Linked DNA regions of Homo sapiens: region 1 is linked to region 2. The links are chromatin contacts, found by POLR2A ChIA-PET in ENCODE. All regions are on one chromosome and are shown on one strand. Each heading gives the region's core, a stretch centred on a gene start or an enhancer-like site at or near the end of the contact. The rest is flanking DNA. Distances are from core to core; before and after follow the strand shown. Region 1 holds the start of ATP2C2 (ATPase secretory pathway Ca2+ transporting 2). Region 2 overlaps MBTPS1 (membrane bound transcription factor peptidase, site 1).

Region 1 (2,700 bases), core at 80-2,579, 310 kb before region 2:
CTGCTAGTTACGTGGTCCTGTGGCCTACCACCCTAAGACCAGAATTCTTACATCAACAGGGATGTATAAAACACTATTTTTAAAAAAGCACAAAACACTATTTTTAAAAAAGCACGAATACTTAATCTCACAAACAAAATGTTTTGACCATTAGTATTCTTTGGGAGAAAAAAATAAAATTTTAAGTCAAATATTTTTTCAGCTAATTTCTTTTTTTAATTAAAAGGTAAGTTTACCTTTGAAGTTTCCTTTCACTGGTCAAAAGGCCATCGCCAAGTCATATTTCTAATTAGCAACCCAGGGGACTCGTTCAGAAATGTTACTTTTGAACGACTGCTTAAGCGTAAATGAAAAAAAAAAAAGTGCAACGACCCTCTGGCGTGCAGAGAAACGCTTCTGCAGAAATTCAGTGCCCCCCTGACCTTAAAGCATGCAACGAGTTCTGTTTGCGAAGCTAAAAAGAAGGGTGTTGGGTCACCCTCAAGCCTGGCTTCACCCCTGGCTTCCAAGAATCCAAGGAACAGGAGGGGCTTTATTTGACAGCTTTGCCACTTCGTTCCCTCATGAACCGCCCTGCCCTGGCACCCTGCTGCTTTATCCCAGAGGGTCCCTGAAGGTTGCAAAGCAGGCATACAGCTCTGAGTGACTTTCTAAAAGTACCTGACTGTAGGAAGTGAGGCTGGGAGGTCCCTCAGCTCCAACTTTGCTTTCTATTATTGCTACAACATTTCAGCAATCTTTTGTTTTTTGCATCCCTCTAATTTTATTTTCCAATTTAAGTTTTAAAAATCCATAAAGCAGCCCAAGTCTGGAGACCCAGGAATTTTAATTCTCTGGAGTCAGAGAAACCTAGGTTAAGTTCCCAGCCAGGTCACTTCCTAGCTCCGTGCCCCTTAGGGAATATACTTAACCACTCTCGGCCTCAGTTTCTCAACCACAAAATGGGTTCACGTGAGGGTTCCATGCTGAGCTCCCCGCGCCAGAGCGCAGATGAGAGCGCGGTTGCTGTGAGGACAGCTTCTTTCCAGAGCCAGGGGAGGAGGGCGAGTTCGCGGATCGCAGCGCGAACGCGGGGTCTCGGGCCGGGGACGGTTACGACGGAGGGGATGGGGGGTCGGGTCGCACGCCCGGCGCGGAGTCGCGGGGACTCACCAAGGCTTCCTCTTCGTCCTTCTCCAGCGCCTGGTACTGGCGGCCCCCGCCCGAGAAGCCGAGTTTCTTCAGGAACTCGGAGACGCGTCCCTCGACCATGGTGAGCGGGCGCAGGCGTTGCCTGCGTCCCTAGGTCCCCGGCGAGGCCCGGGATGGCTGCGCGCGCCCAAGCCTCCTGGGCCGGACCCGGTTACCAGGTAGCTGTCTACCTGCCCGCGGCAGGTGAGGCCCCGCCCCTGGGGCGGGGCTGCGCACAGGGAGGTGCCGGCTCACCCGGCCCCGCCCCGCGAGCTCGCCTGGGACCCCAGGGGCTCTGGGGACAGCGCCGGCTGGCCATGAAAGGCCCAGGGAGAGGCTGCGTCGCCTCAGGGCTTGGGCTGTTTCCCAAACTTACAGATCCTAAGAATCACCTGGAGTGGGGGAGGTGGAGGAGCAAATGCTGGTTTAAAATCCGGATTCCCAGACCCCTCCCTGCCCAGTCACGGTTTGGAGCCGCCGGGAGCTGGGTTTTTAACGAGCCCCAGGTGATCCTCTTGAGGAACCCAGGGTGGGCGGCTCTAAGGCGCCGGGAGCGAGGTGGCTGGAGCTCAGTCAGACTCACACCTGCGGCTGTGCACTCTGGACGGGTCACGTGGCCTTTCTGAGCCTCGGCAACCTAGCCTGTCATTGAGCGGGGAGCAGCAGAAGGCTAAGACCCCCACCTCCAGGGCCCTGGGAGTGAGTCCAGGAACAGGAGCGACTGAGAGCCCTGCTGCCTTTGGCGCCTGCATGGTCTCGGATGGTCAGGGCCCCTGTCCTCGTCTGCAGGATGAGCGCCGCTCTTGCTCGTCGTGGGACCTGAGCAGGTTTCTTATATTTTTAGCGCCTTGGTTTACTGCTCTGCAGAATGGCCACCACGATAGCGCCTCCTTCACAGTGACATGGAGAGGCCCCAGCGGACAGTGCTGTACAGGAAGGTCTCGAGCAGGGCTTGGAGTAGAGAATGTGCTGGTGTCCCCATGACACCATCCTCCTCCTCTTCATCATCAGAAGGTGCTGGGCTCAAATGGCTCCCAAAGTATGTGAGTCCATACGCAGTGTAGACAGTTGCCAGCAGCCAAGTGGGTGCTTTGAAGTTCCAGGGCTTTCTTTGGCTTCAGGTAGGACTAGATCCGTAACTAGACCCACCACTTAGCAGAGGGGGAGCTCTGGGGAAGTCCGTGCCACCCGCCTTTCCGCTGGCTTCCTCATCTCTACAGGGAAGTTACTCACGGGCTACAGGAGGTGCCCTCTGCATTTGTCCACGAAATTCAGCCACCCCTTTTGAGCAAATATTTGCCACCTACCTCAATTGCTCCCGAGGGTTGACTCCAGGCCACGAAAACCTGCAGGGCAGTTCCAGTGCCCCTTCTTGTATCTCCTGCATCTTCCTCTTTCAAGGAAACAAAGGCTACGGTATCAGCCTGGCCCCACTCCCCAGTTTCAACAAAGGTGCAGGAATAATGGTAACAGCAAACCTCTGATGTGAGTGAGTCCAGATTTGAATCCCAGGAATGTTCCTTTCCGACC
Region 2 (2,700 bases), core at 201-2,700:
CTTTCACTTGCCCAAAGTGAAAGAGACAGGCTGACAGTTTCCAAATGAATAAATAACAGAAAAATAGAGAAATTTTAATTTGCAAACTTACTGTATTCTTCCCCCTCACTTAAGCCAGAGTAGTGTTTTTCCCATCGCGCTCTTCGCTCTAGCTCCGGTGTCCTCCCAAGCTCTGTGCTGCTGTTGCCAGCGTATCAACCTCTCTGTCTTCTTCGGGTCTAAGTTGTATTGGCCTGAACGAGTTTTTCAGATCCCAGAGTTAATAATGATACTGTGCACCACAGAGTGCAGGAATCGCACACGTTCATTTGATCGTCCCCCGCCTGCAGGCAAGGCAGATGGGGACCCCACGTTTTGCTGCTCAGACTCTCTCCCACTGTTGGTTCCTTGTATGTTTCGTATTCTCCCTGGAGACAGTGGTTTCTTCAGAGACAAAGATGCTGTCTGGTTCCCGGCACCAGTTTGCCCACTTCCTTATATGCAGTGGTTCTGGAATCACCATTGCCTCCGACTGCTCCAGGCCTTAGGGAGAGGACCTCGATAGCCCCAGGCTCAGGTCCACTCAGCAGGCTTCAGCTCCTCCCCCTGACAGGCTCCTTCCAGGGCCTCGCTTGGAGTGTCCTCCCGAGGCGCTTGGTCATGTTTAGCTTTATGCAAAAACAGGCTCCTGCTGGTCATATTGTAAACTCAGTAGAATCTCATGAACAGGGACTTGATTTTGATCTTTCTCCCTCGGGACGTGGAAACGGCCACCATAGTTGCTGTCAGTGGCATTTAGGTGGCCGTGGACGCAAATGGCATTTCACATCTCCCCGTAGATCACTTGCTCTGTCTTGAGTTTCAGTTGAACTTCCTAGACTAGTACCTAGACTAGTACAATGGCTTATTTTTGTTTTGTTTTAATCCATTTTCCTGAAGTAACCTTTGGAAACATCAGAAGCTACTCTCCATTGACCTGGACAAGGTGGTGTTACCCAACTTTCGATCGAATCGCCCTCAAGTGAGGCCCTTGTCCCCTGGAGAGAGCGGCGCCTGGGACATTCCTGGAGGTGAGTTCTCGGCTGCTTTGTGATTGTGCTCAGTCATCCTGTATTTTGTTCAAAGGAGTCTCCCTCCCTCCCCAGGAGGCGGGCCAGACTCTCCCTGTCTCTGCCTTCCTGGGAGCTGTGGTGGCCTTGGCTCTTGGCTTCTTTTGTGGCACAAACCAGCATGAGCAAGGGCAGGCCTGACAGATTAAGAGATTGTTGTTTCCCTTAGAAAATGCTACCTAGATTTTCACATTTGAATTTATTTTACAACGGCTGGGTGATCTACTTAAACATGTTCAAAGTAACTTGCACGCTCTTTATGAAAGTTCTGCCAGCCACCTATTAACGTCCCTTACAGGATGCCTGTCTGCTGGTTTGGGTCCCAGCCAATGGCAGCAGCCGCCCTGGCTCCCAGCCCTCAGCCCAGAAGGCCCCTTCAGTTCTCTGCCCTGCCCCCCTGGGAGGGACTTGACTGAGCTGGGGTGTGTCCCTTAGGTGGTCTCATCCTGTCTGTCTCTCCAGGGATCCTGACTGGCTACATAGACTGCCTAGGGCAGGTTCTTCTCCACTACCCAAGGCAATTGGTACCAGGCCTTTCCAGCCGAGCCTGGGCAGTTCTTTTGCTCTAGAGTCCCCTGTACTCTTCCAAAGAGTTTATAGCTACCAAGAGGAGTTTCTCTGGGTTCCAGGAATTGTCCAGAAATGGGATCAGGAAGGGGCACCCCTGTCTGTGCAGTCCAGCCCTGGACACCACGTGGTGGTGCCAGGGTCCTGAGGGCCTTGCGCATAGGTCACGGGGTGCGCTGAAGGTAAATTCCAGAGCCCTTGGCCTTGCCCAGTCGTATTGACATTCTGAACCAGGGTCCTCTGATGGCCTCTCCTGGCTTTCAGCCACACGTCCCCTCCATGAAGGGCTTTCCCAGAGGCGGGGCACTGCCAGCGGTGCTTCTTCCGCCACGCCCCCTTTCTCCTCCTCCCACTCAGCTGGAACCACAGGCCCCTCCTTCTCCCCTGGATAGAGACGTGCCCATCTTCCCTTGTGTTTAGAGAAACACAGAGCGCCTCTGGGCCTCCCTTCGGTAGGTTGTGACAGAAGCATAGCTGGGCCTGATCATCCGTCTGCGGGGATCCCAGGGAGGAAGGGCAGCAGAGATCCACCGAGCCTCCACCCCACAGGAAGTGGCTGCTCTTTGCTCTCATCCACTCTTTATTAATAGCCTGGGTTACTTTAGCTAAGGCTTAAAAATGATGTATGCCCTGCAAGCCCAGCTAGTGAAATTAGCTCGCATTTAGTTTCTGATGAATCCAGCCGTCATAGAAAAAGGCCGTCATGGTAGCTCTGTGGCGTTCCTGCCTGTTCAACCGGCTGTCCTCTTACAGGGATCATGCCTGGCCGCTACAACCAGGAGGTGGGCCAGACCATTCCTGTCTTTGCCTTCCTGGGAGCCATGGTGGTCCTGGCCTTCTTTGTGGTACAAATCAACAAGGCCAAGAGCAGGCCGAAGCGGAGGAAGCCCAGGGTGAAGCGCCCGCAGCTCATGCAGCAGGTTCACCCGCCAAAGACCCCTTCGGTGTGACCGGCAGCCTGGCTGACCGTGAGGGCCAGAGAGAGCCTTCACGGACGGCGCTGGTGGGTGAGCCGAGCTGTGGTGGCGGCTGGTTTAAAAGGGAT

What was found. ChIA-PET counts read pairs that join two places held with the same protein, here RNA polymerase II (POLR2A).
Region 1: POLR2A ChIA-PET joins it to region 2 with 10 read pairs in activated T-cell. The contact joins the promoter of ATP2C2 here to the enhancer-like site in region 2. POLR2A ChIA-PET finds 5 or more read pairs at or near these places in 3 of 52 experiments (Panc1, activated T-cell and activated naive CD4-positive, alpha-beta T cell).

Annotation. Positions count from the first base shown.
Region 1 is chr16:84,367,167-84,369,866 of GRCh38, reverse strand. ATP2C2 (ATPase secretory pathway Ca2+ transporting 2) reads right to left here and starts at 1,329. Exons shown (of 27, transcript NM_014861.4): 1 at 1,153-1,329. The coding sequence starts at 1,251.
Region 2 is chr16:84,054,354-84,057,053 of GRCh38, reverse strand. MBTPS1 (membrane bound transcription factor peptidase, site 1) reads left to right here. Exons shown (of 23, transcript NM_003791.4): 22 at 919-1,049; 23 at 2,409-2,700. The coding sequence ends at 2,605. Among named protein-coding and RNA genes, the nearest start is that of SLC38A8, 13 kb to the right of the region's middle. RefSeq lists enhancers at 628-1,220, 1,221-1,814. Within about 2 kb of position 1,450, at least 5 of the 41 ENCODE cell types and tissues checked have a DNase peak (open chromatin) inside an H3K27ac peak, as active enhancers do.